Linked DNA regions of Mus musculus: region 2 is linked to region 1. Evidence: chromatin loops called from intact Hi-C (ENCODE). Cell type or tissue: left cerebral cortex. All regions are shown on one strand. Each heading gives the region's core, and the rest is flanking DNA. Links, peaks and the distances in the headings are about the cores only.

Evidence for each region. A loop is a pair of places that touch in the nucleus more often than their neighbours do. Peaks named below come from ENCODE experiments on the same cell type or tissue, not always from the same donor. Only the 100,000 strongest peaks of a DNase experiment are listed, where the experiment ranks them.
Region 2: a loop joins it to region 1, with 5 times the contacts of the local background. A loop is called at or near these places in 3 of 42 quality-filtered maps.

What each region holds. Positions count from the first base shown.
Region 1 is chr15:91,372,923-91,381,502 of GRCm38, reverse strand. All of the region lies in intron 4 of Slc2a13 (solute carrier family 2 (facilitated glucose transporter), member 13), which reads left to right. Among named protein-coding and RNA genes, the nearest start is that of CN725425, 180 kb to the right of the region's middle. In left cerebral cortex, for the core only: no CTCF peak of the experiment used is centred there; DNase peaks (open chromatin) are centred at 1,749, 4,175 and 8,097; H3K4me3 peaks cover 527 bases; H3K27ac peaks cover 100 bases.
Region 2 is chr15:91,439,977-91,448,556 of GRCm38, reverse strand. The region is part of intron 3 of Slc2a13 (solute carrier family 2 (facilitated glucose transporter), member 13); the gene reads left to right. Among named protein-coding and RNA genes, the nearest start is that of Slc2a13, 130 kb to the left of the region's middle. In left cerebral cortex, for the core only: no CTCF peak of the experiment used is centred there; DNase peaks (open chromatin) are centred at 2,972, 3,644 and 4,819; H3K27ac peaks cover 3,484 bases.

The DNA of each region.
Region 1 (8,580 bases), core at 259-8,258:
TGTTTGATGGTGCCCAAGTTGTCACGGGTTCTAGCAGCTGTTTTCTAACTGGACTAGTGGCCTGTTCTATGAGAAGAACTGAGATCTCCTACTGTAATCCTAGGGAAAAGCACAAGGCTGAGGAGGTCATAGGCTTTCGGTGCTAACGTTCTCATGAATGAATGTGATCTGTCAAGCTGTCTTCTGGACATTTGTGCTTATGTTCATCACTGTTGATCCTAGCCTCCAGTCGTGGAAGGGACCTTTTCTTCACAATGGGTCTTACACTGCTGAGGCTGGTGGCTAGCCATGATCCTTAGTCTAAGTTACTATCTCTATGGCACAGTGGCTCAAATATTCAGCCATAGGTGGAAGAAAATAATTAGATATTTATAATCATCCTCTCCATGGCTCAGGGAGCATCATGAAGTTGTCATTAAGAATGAGGTTGGGTGCTGTGTAACAATTCTCTCAGAAATGAAACTTTTATTTCTAGAGGGACGTTCCCTAAGACTCATTATGTAAGCAAACTCAGGAAGTACCTGAAACATAAAGGATTCACAATCCTTTCCCCTATGGTTGTGTAAGTAGTAACAACTTCTGGGACTAGGAGACTCTCCAACCACCTGAGCTACCTACATGTCATGCATGGAAGTCCAGGATTGCCTTTGGGGACTGGTCACCCATGACTGGGGAGGATGCTCTCTGATGATGCAGCTGCCTGTGAGTCATAGATACTGCTATAATTAATCCCCTAGTTGTGCTCCAGTAACTGAGTCCAGTAAACTTATTGATTCACCAAATTGGATTTCACTTGAGTTGTTACTTTGGTTTGGTGTTGGTGCCCTCTCTGGAGCAAGTAGACATTTGTTCGGGTTTCCCCAGGAAAAGTTTCAAAAGTTTAAGAGCACAGCTCCTAAAAGTAAGTTTAGTGTCCGTTTCGTACCATTAAAAGTATCTTAGCGTATCATCCTCACTTAAACAATTATAATAATTGCATCTTGCTTAGATGTAATTAGTAATGTGTACGTGTGCGTCCACCTGGGTAGAGCAGAGTTTAATGGGCAAGGTCCTTTGATCCTCAGTGTATAGGATGCATCGTGTAGCTTTTTCTTTCTATGGGTGTTGTGTCAGTAGAGTTACAGAATGACCGACTTGTTTCATAATGTAATCAATGGTGCAGAGAAAAATAAAACATGGACCAGACGACAGAAGAGTCAGAAGGAGAGACCATCAGGTAGATGTTCCCTCACTAAGAACGGATCGAGGCGGTAGGCTCTGAGGAGTGGACAGCACTCCGCCTGGAGAGTTGAGAGCATGCAGGGTGCAGAAAGAAGTGCCACAATGCTAGCAGAACTCTGGGGAGGCCAGAGATGAGGGATCAAGAGAGACTACGGTGCAGTTGCTGATGTGCAGTTGGTTTTAGGGAGGATAAGGGCATCAGTTTTACACGAATTTAATTCCAATCTCCAGGGGCTGCAGTGGTCTCTCAGTAGTTAAGAGCACTGGCTGCTCTCCCAGGAGACACAGGTTACTTTTAAATACATAATAGCTTGAGAGCTGGGGCAGCCCTGGGCGCCAGGCGTGTATGAGCTGCTGTTCCTAGAAAACAGTTAACAAATGCAAAGGTAATTTATAAAGTGGCTCACGTTTCTTCCATTGTTTGTTTTCTGTCTCGTCTCATTAGTGGCATTTTACTTTGGAAGGCCATTGGGTACAGTATGGGCATACGTAATTCTAAAGTTAAGCTGGCAGTGAAGGACAGAGCTTCAGAACGGATGTGTTCACTGCAGCAGAAGCGGGTTGGTGTTAACTCATTTTCACTTTCCTTAGCACAAAAGGCACTTTCTCCGAAAAGTTATTCATGACAACATAGCAAGAGGGACATCCAATCTCTGGTCTAATGGTGTCCCGTGATGTTCTCTGCAGAGTCCTGCTCTGATGAGGCTCACCTGAGACAGCCTGTAACTTAAAGATCATCCATCACTTATTCTTCTGAAGTTGGCGTGGCTCTTGGTGTAAGATTTCTCTTTGCACCTACACTAGTGTGATACTTCTGGCTTAAAATTGTTTCTAGCTCTCAAGGGAGGATGTTTCAAGGATCCTCAGTGACAGTAGTCCTTCCTCCTTTGATGACAAAATTCAATTGGGCAGGAATAATGAGTGTTCTTTGTCTTTTGATTTAAGGTAAGTAGTCAAATCTTAATTTTTTTCTTCCATCAAAACTGGGCTGTGAATCAGAAGTTTGTTTGTTAGATGGAGTCGTTGAGCTTGTTATATCTTGTGCAATCCTCAAGTTGCGAAGTCTCCTTCCAGCGTCGGACTCCTGGAATTAGCTATTACACGGTTATTTTTAACTTAGCAATGGCCTCGGTTGTCACTTTGATGAAACAGCTTTGTTTTTATGGTTTTAAACTCTGGCACTGTTTGCCTAACACTCAAACATCCATCACTGTCTAATTTAAACCTCCCAGTGAAGCATGGCAGTAGGAAATTGCTGAGCTAAGTTTGCAAACTCTCCATACAAGTTTCTTTTTCAAAGGCATCTATCTATCTATCTATGCAGTTGACCTCTGACCTTGTGCTAGGGTGGGATTGACTCCTGAGGGTTGTGTCGGCCAATATATCCCTGTTCTGACTGCATGCACAATTGAAAAGGGCACTTGGCATTTCTTTGTTAGGCTTTTCCTGCCCTCGTTTAATGTGTGCATCAGTGAGTTGGCTGTTAATGTGAACTTGAGGTTCTGTCATAATGGAGAGCACTTTGTGACTTCAGCCCGATGCTCACACTTTCGACTGCCACTCCATACAGGTCTCTAGGAATATATTGAACAACCTTCAGATATCCAGTCTTATCTACTTTATTCTTTCATGATGTTTTAATTTTTTGAGTTATATTATAATTATATCATTTCCCCACTTCCTTTCCAAGCTCTGCCATGTACCTCTGCCTCATGCTCCCTCTCAAATTCAAGGTCACTTTTTCCTTAATTGATGTGTGTGTGTGTGTGTCTGTCTGTCTGTCTGTCTGTGTGCATGTGTGTGTCTTCACCTAAATAAATAGAGATAATCTACTTCGTCTGTATGTTGCTACTTATTGTATATTTTCAGGGCTGATTTTTTGGTGCTATGTAAACAATTGGTGTGCTTTTCCCTGGGGAAGTCTGATTTTCCTGATGTCAGCATTCCTCACCTGCCTGTAGTTCTTTGTCTAGAGGTGAGGCCTCCAGAACGTTCCCCTTCCATGTTAGCAAGTCTATTAGTGCTATCCTTGTTCAGGTCTTGTTTTGGCATTCATCTTGGTGAGACTTCATAGGTATAGCTTCCTGACATTTCTCTGATGTCTGTATTTCTGTTGTACATATATGCCCATGAATAATATATGTGTGTGTACAATATATAATCATTATATAATTTATATAATATTATATAAATATGATATATATCAAATATTTATGTGTGTATATACATATATATTTACATGTTTATGTATATGTCAAATAAAAGCAAAGAAATCCCCCTTGTAGTTAGTTATTCTTTGCTCTCCAGTTTTCACTGGATATAATTATCGCAAATCAGAAAACAAGTTGAAGTCAAGACTAAAAGCTGGAGAAACGGCTCACACGTTAAGTACACCGCCGTTATTGAAGAGTAGCCCCGTTTGGTTCTCATCACCCTCCAAAAGAGGCTCACAACTACTTATAACTCCAGTTTCAAGGCATCTAACTCCCTCGGACCTGCCAAAGCCCCTACACACATGCGATGCACATAAATTCACACAGACAGATGCATGCCCATATGTACATATAGTAAATAAGTAACCCACAATTACTGAGCCGAAATAGTGTTTGCATTTAATGACCAACAACAAAATAATTAAACTTGATAGTTCTTATAAATGGGGAGGGTATCGGAATAGCAGTGATGAGCCAAACGTCCCACAGTTAGATAAAGAGGCAGTAGCAGTTTCCGAAAAGGACAAAATGCCATTGTTATTTCGGTCTGAGTTCTTGCCAAGGCCGACATTTGCGTGTGTATCCTGCCATGTGCGGTGTTTCTGAGGAACCCATAACAAAGTATAGTGCGAGACTCGCAGCAGCTCTGTGAGATGACACTTCCAATTAAAATAGAAGTTGTTGGACATGTTTTTTTCTCCCCCCGTAGCCAGGCTCATTAAAGTCCACACGTTTTGTGTCCCCAGTTGTGGTGAATGTTTTTCTGTCACCATCCGTGAATCAGCCAGTCCTGCAGCTGTCAGATGTGTTCCGTGGCTTCCCAGGGTTGTTGATTTCCTCTGTTGTGACATATGGTGTGCAAGAGCACAGAAAAGAATAGCTACGTAATGGAAGGCAGGCACATTCATATTCACAAGCAATGTTCTCTCGGAAAAATTCAAACAGTCTCTTTTTGTGTATCAGAGCCTCACTTGGAACTCACAGGAGTCCGGATAGTGGTTATATAACCTTTGGTGGAGAAAGGACAGTAGCGGGGGTAATACTTGGTGGCGAAAAAAAACAATAGGTCCTTTTAAAAAAAAATCAGATGGAAAACTACTACTGTATCAGCTTCCTAAACTATATCAGTACATATAAGTAAAAAGAGTTAAACGGTGTTATCTGTAACAGGGTAACAGTGCCCCTACTACACAACAGGCTAACAAAAAAAAGCCCAGCTCTAGGAATAGGTTACTTCTCCTGAAACTGTTTACCAATGAAGTTCCATTGACCCACAAGCATTACAAGATATTTCTAATGCTCTTGGTTACCTTGTAGAACTTGACAGTAAGAATCTAATGCTAAAGACACCATAAACTCCATTCATGAGGTAATCAAGCTGATACCTAGAAGCTGCTGGCTACCTTCACAAGGCTTGAGGGTGCTAAGCACCATACTGGAGGAGGAGAAAAGTTAGCATTAGTCTCACCCAGCTGTGAATCCGGTAAGCTCCATTAATGGATGGCCCTGAAAGGCACACCCACTAGTACAATGTGGTCTGAGAGAAGGGGGAGGGGTAGTGGAAGATGTGGGGGAGGAGAGGATGAGGAGGGATAGTAGAGGAACTAAAACTCCCTCTTTTTAGCAAGGGAGCACTGTATTAAAGGGTCACAGCATTAGGAAGGTTGGGAGCCACTGTGTTAGAGAGATGAAGAAAGTTATCCCACAGTGCAGCTAAAGAGGAGGTTCAATTCCAGACCTGTTGGCCTAGATCCCTCTGAACTCACAGATAGGAAGTATATCATACTCACTACATTTCTGTCTTCAAAATCTTCCTACATGAATACCTGCCTGTAGTTTTAGAGTCAGTTTTGGGCTTTGATTTAATTTCTTGCACATGTTTATATCTAACATGCATGTCCAGCCTTCCTATGTCATGCTATTGTAACACTACATTGAACAGAACCATGTTTACATGTGCATATTGCATTGACATGTAATACAGTAGTCAAACCAAAGAGCTTCAAGTTCAAGGAATGTAAGAGGGAGTTATCTTTCTTACTATGTTGCTGAGAAATAAAAGGTGTATTCACTTATTAGGTGACTTTTGTTAGTGTGAGTATAAACCCCATCTTTTTGATATAATAAGCCCATCTCAGAAGGAAAAGCTTCTTTAAGATAGAACTTAGAAGCAAAGAGAAATGATTGGCAGCAGAATTCGAGAGGTTGGGAAACACCATGCATTTTGGCCCCACAGCCGTGTGTGCACAAGAAAGGGATTTTACAAAAGTCTTTCATCTCTCTGTGAAAGGGAGCATTAAATAGTTTCTTCCCTATTCTCTGTCATGCTCGAGATTTCCATGTGTGGAAAATATGTAAATATTAGTCATTCTATACCGAGTGTAATTTACCTTCACCCCCCTCAAGAGTTACTCACTATTTAATATCCTCAATTTCTTGAACAAATAATTATTGTTAGTTTTTAAATCTCATTTGGATAGCCCAAGTCTGATTAACTTAGGGCTCACACACATACAGCTGTTCAGACTATATCATCTGCCATGTACAGCTCTGCATTGCCCCATAGAATCCCCTTCCTTCTCTTCCTGCGTTTTATACACGGTCTGGTTTTGATTTTTTTTTTCTTTCCCATCCTAAAAAGTAAATCAGACTTTTGCATCCTTCCTCTTCTTTGACCAAAGTCTCTATCTGTGGGGAAGTCCTGACTGGGATATTTGAGTGGGTGCAAATGCCTTTCTGAACTTATAAATAATTGACAGGCTAAATACATACCTCTCCCTGTAAAAGCTGTAAGACGGGATGGTTTTCTTATCTTAAAGGCTCATTTATATATTGTGTAAAATGTGAAGAAAATGCTGAAAGATTATTAAAATGTAATTAATAGCTACAACCAATTAAGCATTTTTAGGAAGCCATATAATATACTAAAGCACATATAACCCTGATTTATGTTTCAATTTGCCTAATTTTCCCCATGGAATAACTTATTACATACAAAAGGAGAAAGCTAAGATACAAAAACCCCTGTTTGTGGTACACTTAGCAGGGGCGTTGAAGGAGCTTGAGGAGAACCTAGGCTAGAGAGTGGGGCCTGTTCTCCAAAAGCCAAAACACCGAACAACAACAAAAGTTAATGGTATAAAAAATAGGTAAATGTTCATTTTTATTTTCTAACGGGCACAGCAAAGCCACTTTTAAATGAGACAGCTTGTTGTCCCTCATAACTGTCATGTCTAGTTTCCTATTTGACGAGAGAGGGAAGAAAAGTTCATCATGATGAACCTTTATGGACCTTTAATTAAAAATCGTCCCAGAAGACAGCGGAACCCTGTGCTTTTAAATGCTGCTCACCTTAATACAAGTTTTAGTAACTGACTTAATAGTTGCTTGGCCTGAATAATACAACTGAGACTTCCTGCCGCCCTCTTATCCTTCTCCTCTTGGTTGCCCAGCAACAAAGTTCCAGCAGACCGAAGGGGGGGGGGGGGCTTAACTATCCTAGAAACTGGTGAAATGAAACTATTTCTTCCAGTTAAGATAAAACCTTTGGGAAATTACCTGCTGCTTTGCATACTTAGTGGGTGTTCCTGAGTATGGTGTGTGTGTGTGTGTGTGTGTGTGTGTGTGTGTGTGTGTGTGTGTGAATTTGCATATAAATGCAGTCCATATCAGGAGCAGTGAGATCCATATTTCAGCTAATCACCTTCAGATGACAGACATCATGGGTGTGGTTGAGTAGGAATTCAGGTCTGCCCTGAGCTTCAGTTCCTTCTTACAGACAGGAAATCAGCCCTGAAGCTGATGGTCTGCTTTGAGGAATGGGAGTGTGACCCAAGCAGAAGCTAAGTGGGGTAGTCTCAGGCAAAACACATATCAGCTCCTTATGGGCAAGAATAAGAAACTCTCCAGCATTGGGGATTTTTTTTTTCTTGCCACAAATTTGTTCAGTTACCATGATGGTAGTTGTAGATTTTAGGGTGTGTTATGTAAATGATTTTGTATACAAATGGCTGCTTCATTTCACTTTGAGAACTATGAGTTTCTGTTTGTGCAACATACAATGTAACCTAAAGGAAGCTATTATTAATTAAAACGAGGATATTAAATAAAAGGTTCAACATGGAGCTCACCATGAGTGAGAGTGGACTGGATTGCCCTGGGGAGTAGCTTGCTATGATTATTTTAATATATAGGCCTGCTACCGTGCAAATACCTGCTAGAGTTTGAAAAAGAAGTCTTGTTTCTGTTGGCTAAAGGATAGTCATGATTGTTTCCTGAGATTTCTTTATGTTCGGTATGTCTTAGAATATTAATATCCATAGGCTTCTCTGAAGAATAGTATCATACCGTAGAATCAGCAGCTTTTGTGGGACTAACGATATTGAAAATGCACTCACATGCATCCACCTACTTCTATTCCAAAGGATCAAGATCATGTTCTTACTTAAATATCAAGTTCTTAAACCATGTTTGCAGAAATGAGCGGGGGGGGGGGGGGGGGGAGCCACTGAGAGCAGCCACTCATCTGGAAACCGATTAGAAAGCCAGATGATATATTCAGCCTGGGGTTGAGTTTTATTTTCAAGTAGTCATCTGCAGCCATGCTTCCCACAGAGGGACGCTGCCAGGCTCCCGGCACACCGAACAGCTTGGATGAGCAGCATCATGGGCTGTTGGGAAGGCACGGTGCAGCTGGGAACTATGGCAAATGGCCAGAACAGCCAGGCAGAGATTCTTGGAGCAGCGTTTCCAGGGAGTAATTCTTCATTAGGAAGTCAGTAGTTCAGAGAACAAGATCATCCTATGGCCAGTTCTGCTTCCCAAAAGACCAGCAAGGCCGCCTGCTTTTAAGACAGACCTATTCTTCAAGTGTGTCCTTGTTTCCAGGACCCTTTCGTGACTTGTTATTAAAGGAAAAAGGAGGTTTTAGCTTGAGAGCTATCGCAGCCATTCTATGGCCACATGGAAAACTTACCTCTGTGTCTGTCGGAAAGTATCACAGCTCTCAGGCACGGTGTGGTGGTGCAGGCCTGTAATCCCCAGCCCTCCACAGTCAGAGAGAGGATGTGCTCTGAGATACGTAGTATGAATCAGTCTTTAAAAACTCAAGGGTTACGCACAGACTAGATGTGCCAGGGTGGAGGGA
Region 2 (8,580 bases), core at 214-8,213, 67 kb before region 1:
AGGTGTCATATTGCCCTGGCCTTGTAATTATATTCCCTTGAGGGTCTTTAGCCATGTGGATGCCTTTGGTCCTGGGATGTTCCTTTTGTAGTAGGTATATGATGGAAGTTACAGGTAGTAGGTAGTAGGTATGTGAGTTCATGTGTTCATATGCACATGTGTGTTTACACTATACAAGTGATCACATTTTAAAGTATTACTGATGCTTGAATAATCTCATTTTGGTTATAAGTAACATTCACTGATTAATTCTACTCTTAAACTTGAGGGATATTAACTGATTAATGTTTGGTGATATGTTTACCTGTTCTTTTCCCATAGGAAGATGTTGTGGGAAATATTTTTTTAAAAACTCCAAGAACCTGCTCTCTGCCCCACCGACCTGGCCAGCCATGTACTGGCAGGCAATGGGTGACCTGTTTTTATCTCCTTGAGACTCTACCCAGCTCTCTAGGTTCCCTCTGGAGGGTCATTACCATGCCAACCCTCAGCTTTAAAGTCCCCATGACCTTTGTGGTGCACATCAGGCAAACCCATGCTTTGCCTCTGTACCTTTCCCTCTTGAACCCAGATGAGCCACTGTGTGAAGGAAAACACAACACAAACTTAGCTCAGAAATAATGGTAATTCAATCGTTGGGCACAACAATTAAAACCCTAATCTTGTAAGCCTTATTGAATCTAAATCCTCCAGTGGTGGATCTATCAGGAGACACTTGGAGTTACATCTTGTCCTCAAGCTATCCCTGTCCAAAAAGGGCCTGACTCTGTTTTGCTTCCTCTCTTCCTCTGTCCATCCCCAAAGTCCCACCTACTTGCCCAGTGATTGGCTCCTTATGCACAAGAAGTCACCTGAGTTACTCATTAGTTTTCAACCCTTCCCAGGAGAGACGAATTAGCATCAAAATGCAAGCAACCCACGGCTATTCAAAACAGGAAGATATAAGCTAATTTTCCAAGGCAGAATTGTGACTATGGGATAAAGTTGGTGGGCATTTCTTAATTTTTCTAAATTAAATATAAGAAAGAATGCAAGCCAAGAGTGAATTTCAAATGAGATTAAATCAAATTTTTATTGGCCACTGAGCTATCATGGTAAGTAGCAGAAGTCTCTGTCTTCTTCTTGTGGGCTCTGCATGGTCTATGGAATATATATTTATTCCTCTGCAAACACTTGTCTTAGCTAAGTGTGTGTAGTGTCTCCTTTACATGGTGTTTTGAAATATGAAATGAAAAATTAGCTTCACTGTTTTTACAAAAATAAAAGGGAACAGATAATAATTATTTATGTCCCTCATAAACAACACAGACTGAACATTTGTCTTCCCAGGGCCTCAGCTTTTTATCTAGAATGCAGGTGGGTAGACTTCCTTCAAAACAATGGTAGAAGGACTTGTAAGCTGACAGGCATATGCTTCCAAAGAAATAAGACATACCTCGAAAATGGGAATTTGTTGGGATATAAGTCCCTTAAGACCAAGAAGAGGACTGTAATTTAGAACCTTGCAGGAGATATTGGGAAAGTATCCTTCCTTTGTGCTTTCTCAGACTCTGCTTATTTAAATAAAACTTTTGACTTAAAGATTTCCTTAATAGATGAACCAGTAATATGACTCAGCAGGCAAGAGAGCTTAACCCCAAGTCTCATGACTTGGGTTCCATTCCTGGAAACCACATAATGCTCCTGCATGTTGTCCTCTTACCTGTACATGACACATGTCCGGCACCCATACACAATAAACAAACAAATACATGTCAACATAGTCTTGGTTTAAAGGATCTGTAGCCAATGGATTTGTGCACTCTAGATACATACTATGTTTAACATAATGCATTCAGAGTTAGACTACAAGGCAATGAACTTATCTTCTTGTTTATAAAGTGATTCTTTGAAGGAAATGTACAAGAATATAATCTACTTTTTCCATTTCTTTTTAAATGTAATTTAATCTTGTCAGAAATTTCTATCCTATCTTGATTAAAACATGTCTTTAAAAAAATCTTCTAGTATTGTTAACAAAAGTGAAACCCAAGTGCTCTCAGTTATTTTTGAAGAAAAATGCTGAAGCAAGTAACTGAATTACTTCTAGAAATTAAGTTGAGACTCATTAGTCAGGAATTCTCTAAAATATTAGATGCCAAACTTGTATTAGAAAATGATGGTTTCTTCTTACATTATTAAATGAAATGTAAATTAAACCCATATGTAGTTTTAAATCATTACATGTAGTCAAGGGTATATAACTTTGAAAAAAATCCTGATTTATAATTTCAAAAGTACTTTGTATATAATTCTTATATATGTATAAATAAAGATGTAGGATTAGCAATATGGTTCAGCAGGCCTGATAACCTGAGTTTGATCCTCAGATTCTACATGGTGGATACAAGACTTGATAATGGTAGGTTGTCCTCTGACCTGTATATGTGTGCTTTGTGCTTCCACATAAAAGAAATAAACCCAGTTTATAAAAGGAAAGATCTAAAGTGCCAACAATAGCCTGTTTAACAGTAATTTCACTTTAGATTTTAAATTTATTATATATATATATATAGTGATAGTAAATTTATTTTCTGTGATATTATTGTAAAACTAAGTTTAAAGTAAAAGAGTTATTGGATGCGACCTTTTGTCAGTTCTGTGCAATATTGGATCTACAGTGAGCACTGAGTTCACAGAGCTTCAGGATCATGCCAATCCTAGCTTCACGGTCTTTGGACAGTAGTCGTAAGACCACTAGAGAGTAGAAATGGATCCTCTTGAAGGGTAGTAACTCAGCTGAGGGATGACTGACTGGGCATATAAGGAATGCTAGTGTAGTGGGCATTTTGTCAGGGGAAGCATAAAAAGTAGCAGCTCAGCCCTGAATAAGCAGTGGCTTGGCGTAGTGTGTGGTTTATTGGCATCCTTTCTGTTTTGCTTGAAATGTTCTTGCTCATCTAAATAAGCCCTGTTAGAACAAGGTTTGCTTCCGGATGCCCACACTGCCAAATCCGAGCTATACTTAGAAAAGAAGAAGGCTTGCAAGCCATGAGGGCGTCCGGAGCACAGCACTGCTAGGGCGGTAGTGCTGGAACAATTACAGATGTAATGGGAGGTGGAGCACAGTTGTTAAAATGATGTTGACCTTGCCCTTGAGATGAGTCTGCAGAACACAGGTTTATTCATTCCGACCCAGTTTTCCAAAAATTTGCCATGTTATTTAACTACTCCTGATATAGCGAGGGTAGAAGCATCGCTGAGTCTTGGAAGAGGTTCGGTCCATTGAAATTTTTTCCTCCCTGGCTGAGAACTGAGGATGGCAGTGGCATTCAGGATAATGGAGAAAACTGGTCTGTTTAACCAGTTCCTTGATTCTGCAGGAAATTAGTCTGACATGTATGTGGAAAGGAGAGGGACTTTGGGGCCTGGGGTCATAAGAGCAGACATTGCTGCATACTTGCTTTGTACTTTTTGAAGAAATACATAGCTGCTTGGAGCCTTTATCCCCTCTTATACCACGAAGACAGACCTTCCAGGAGGAAGGGCAGTTTGTTTACATTGCTCGAGTCTCCTAGGGTGGAATGAATGTGAGTTCATGCTTAGCCTCCTCTTTTTGACCTTCTTGTTTCCTTCCTTTACCCCAGCTGTCCAACTGAAACATAGTCAGTCACTTAGCTAAAATTACTTGCGCTGTTCGCGTGGTTTTCCTTCCTGGTTCTTTGCACACCAGTGTTAACATGGGGGTGGCAGCACATGCCTGTTAGCCTGGCACATAAAAGACACCAGGATTTCCATGGTCTCAAGGCTCACATCAGTAAATAGCTCCAGACCAATCAAGGAAACAGTAAGGTCCTGTCTCAAAGTGCAAATATATATATACATACATACACACACACACACACACACACATATATATATATACATACATATATATATATATATTCATATACATATATACATATATACATACAGGTAGATAGATAGATAGAAATAGAAATAGAAATAGAAATAGAAATAGAAATAGATATAGATATAGATATAGATATAGATATAGATATAGATATAGATATAGCCGGACATGGTGGCACACGCCTTTAATCCCAGCATTTGGGAGGCAGAGGCAGGCGAATTTCGAGGCCAGCCTGGTCTATACAGAGAGTTCCAGGACAGCCAGTGCTATACAGAGACACCCTGTCTCGAAAAAAACCAATATATATATATATATATATATATATATATATATATAATTTTTAGAAAATAACATGGTATACTGTATGCAGTCTCAATGCTGTGCTAGAAAGACAGCATTGCTTTCTCCATAAGTGGATGTTATTTTCTAACACTAAGACCAGAAAGCATTAAGAGACACTAGTTAAATCTCCTGGTAGACACTAGTTTTAGATTTGGTAGGGTAGAAAGTACACAGTGAGAATATCTTAGCTAAAATGCTGCACTTACGTTTTTACTGTAGTTTAAAACCATTGCAGATTAGGAGCACTGACTTACTTTTTTATGAAAGCTCATGACTGGCCTCCATGAGTCATGGAATTTGGTAGATGCTTTTCCTGTGGTGCACTTGAGCGAAAATGTGTTGCTCGGCTCTCAGGTGATGAATTCCGGCCCGGGGTGGTTCTCGTCATGGTCTGCCTGATGAGCAGTATCTGCCATATAGACTCATGGAAGGCAAGAAATTAGGCAAGTCTTGCCTAATTTCTCTGAGTCTACCAATCTGCGTAGATACCCGATGATGGTCATAAATTATATTTGGTAAAAACTGGAGGCATGGCAGTGTGTGATGATGTGAAGCAGCAGCACTCCCTCCCACCCTCTTCTCAGATGCTTCACATGGGGGCAGATATGTCCCTGGACTGGTTCATTGCTGTCGTAAGAGGAATCTGGTGGGATTCTTTAACAATGCAGCTATTTCAGGTCCTGTATTCAGCCCTATTAGAAGACAAAAGTGAGCTCCCAAGTAAAGTTGACATTCTGACAGCAGGGCTTTTTTCTGTGACTCACATTTCTTAAGGTGGTGTCACCGTTGAAGCAAGAGCTATTGTGCTTTGTAACCTTAGCGCGGTAGGAAGCACAGTGCTTCTATCACACGTTAACTACCCAGTGCTTGCACGTAACAATGCGGTGTGACATTTATTTGCAACTCAAAATCATAGGCACATATGCATCGCTGAACATTTACTTCTGACCTAGTTTGCTTCTCTGTTGCTGTGATGAACGCCATGGCTGTAAGCAACAGAAGAAAGAAGAAAGGGTTTGTTTAAATACTACAGTTCATTGCAAGGGAAGCCAGTAGGGGTCTGTAACCACTTGATCTCTCTCGCTCTCTCTCACTCTCTCTCGCTCTCTCTCGCTCTCTCTCACTCTCTCTCGCTCTCTCTCGCTCTCTCTCGCTCTCTCTCGCTCTCTCTTGCTCTCTCTTGCTCTCTCTCGCTCTCTCTCGCTCTCTCTTGCTCTCTCTCGCTCTCGCTCCCTCTCTCGTTTTTTTGAGACAGGATTTCTCTGTATAGCCCTGGATGTCCTGGAACTCACTCTAGACCAGGCTGGCCTTAAACTCAGAAATCTACCTGCCTCTGCCTCCTAAGTGCTGGAATTAAAGGCGAGGGCCACCACTGCCCGACCCACTTGATTTCTCTATGCTTATATCTCAAATAAGTTGTATCTTCAACAGTAGGGTCCTAATATCAGGTCCTTGAGGGTATCAAGGAGCAGGGCCAATAGCCTTTGGGATCCCTATTCTCTATTAACTCAAATGAAGTAACATGCTCGTGGTTCCGAGGTACTTTGTTTTATTGAGTGGAGAATGTTTAGTGTCTAGTTGGAGTATTATCCCCCTGTCATAGTATAACTATATTAAAAACTTTAATGTATATATAAATATATACAAATAAATGTAATTCTTCTTGTTCCATTATAGCCTATTATCCCCTTATAATGCTGCATTCTCTCTCCCTTTTTTTGAGCCTCCTACTTCAATGGTTGTCACTAGCCTCTAAGTATTTGAAATGAAACACACACACACCTAAAAAGGTAATATCCACCCCTGAATTTAAATGTACCTCATTTTCATCATCCACTCATCAATTTATGGGCACTGAGGCTCATTCTTATTTAAAGCTTTCACCCCCTTGTTTGTCTCCATCTTATGTAATTTTGTTTCTTCTCTAACATTTCTGTGCTCCATCTTAGGGACTGTGGCTGGATCCTTTTCTTGTGATAGATAGCCTTAAATGCAAGCTTTCTCCAAGGCTATCCATACTCCCAAGTCCCTGGGTTATGATCATTCCCTCTGTAGTCCAACTGTTGTTACAAGTCAGCCTCTTCCAGGCTGGATGGATTCTGTCTCTTTATGTCCACAGAAAACCCTGCTCCTTAAGCAATTACCTATTCTTCCACACAGAGGTGACCTTCTCATATCTATTGGACCTTCTTCATTAGCATATAATTTAAGGGAGGTAAACAGAGATGTAAGGTGGGAGGGAGGAGGGTATGAGAGGGATTAGTTCACTCACAGTTAAATGAAAACTGTCAAGTCAACATTTAAAACTCCACATCACTTTATCTAGTTCATACCTAATGTTCCTGTGGTAGTTCATGTAAAAGCCCCTTAAAGTTCCAGTCCCTTTTGTTTCTGTCAACACCTGAGCTCCCTTCCCAATCGGAGTAGCCTGTGTGTCTGGAAGCTGATAAGAATGGCTCGTGTCAAGATTTCCTGGCACTACCCCTTTGCAAACACACCGAGTATCGCTCTGCTACATTGCCTAACAGAGAACAGTCTGAGAACCAGTAGTTCATATGTTTTCTACCCGCTTCTCCCTCCCTCTCACTCTTACTCTCTTCCCTTCCCTCTCCCCTTCCATTCTCCATCCCTCTTTCCCTTCCGTTCTCTCCTCCCTACCTCCAGCTTCCAGAAGTACTTTCTCCTGCTTTGACTTCTGAATCAACAGCTGCCTCTGATCCGTCTCCTTGGCTGATGCAGCACTTTCTTTCCTAGTCTCCAAACCATGGGGTGCCCCAGGGCTATCCCTTTCCTTACCCAATGGGCCCATGAACGGAATGGCCATGGCGGCTAAGATCCAGTTATGCATGGGCTCAACAACATGGATCCCAAATCCCCAAGGGTGACCTGGCTACAGCTGCTGCTGAGTGCCAAATTTTCCAACAGTAGAAACCAATACTGAGTTCCAGATATGGTGCCATTCATGGGGGGTTGAGGGTGGGGTGGGGACAGAGACCACCCAGTAACCTGTTGGCAGGTTGACTACACTAGACCTCTTCCTCGGTAGAAAGAATAGTGCTTTATCCTTAGTGGAGTAGATATTTATTCGGGTTTCGGATGTTTCCATTCCTTCGTGTATTACGACACTAAACAATTACTATATTCTTGAAACTTCTGTTGGTAGGCAGTCACTGTTAGATTAGCTGGACCACAGCCAGTAAGCCATTCTAATAAAACCCCTTTCCATATGTGTCTCTGTATCTCTACCTCTACCTCTATCTCTATCTGTATTTCTATCTGGACCTCTATCTCTGTCTGTCCATCTATCTCTCTCTCTGTCTGTCTATATAGATAGATTCATTCTCTAAGTTTATTCCTCTAGGGAACCCTAACTAATATACCTTGAGCATATTAAATGTTAGTTCTTTATTATGTTAAAACCAAATTTGATTCCTTGGTCTTTGTAACACTATTCAACTCCCTCAGACATCATTTTCATCAGTTCCTTCCCTCTTTGCATTGAAACAAAACCAAATGGGCACACACGAATATAGTAAATGGACTTTACAACAGTCCTCTAAATAGAATATTTATGAATAGTGCTTTTTAGGAAAGTGTTAGAAAAATTGTTCATCACTATTTTCTGAAAACATTTATAGTAACTTGGTGAATAATGAGTGGAAGTAATTTAGAATAGCCATGCTTCATAAGCTCTTACATATCAGACATGTTGTGTCTGTTTCTTATAAGTATCCATATATTTTAAATATATATATCACTAAGCTTTTCATTCAATAGGCATAGAATTCTGGTGTTTGGAAGGACTTTGGAGGACAGATATTTTGGATATGAGAGGTACTTAGTCACTGCTTCAGTTCTTTGTAAACTGTAGAGACAAATGATCATAAGAGACTAATTAGATCATGAGATGGACTCAATTACAGTATATGTAAGTTGTGAACAAATAGGACAGGAAAGTGAATAACTTATTATCTCTGGTAAAAATATAACTGTTAAATATCTCATGCATGCACACATACATCCATTACAAGGATGTAATCAATGAAAATGCTAAAAATGCATTTCATTATATATTTTACAGTGGTCAGGTTGAATTTTTACAAGTCAAAATAAGATTTAACATTCATAAAAATCTGTTCCAGAGCATTTGAGTGGAAACTCCAATTTTAGTCGGTATTTTAAATAGACACATCCTGACTCCCTTCACAGATTGCCATTGGCCATATGGTAGCTGCAGACATGCCCCAAAATAAAACTGCCATATGCAGATTCTAAAATACTGACCTCATCCCTAGAGAGCCATATTTATCTAGAAGTGCAGTACAAACCACATCAAGTAAAATTAT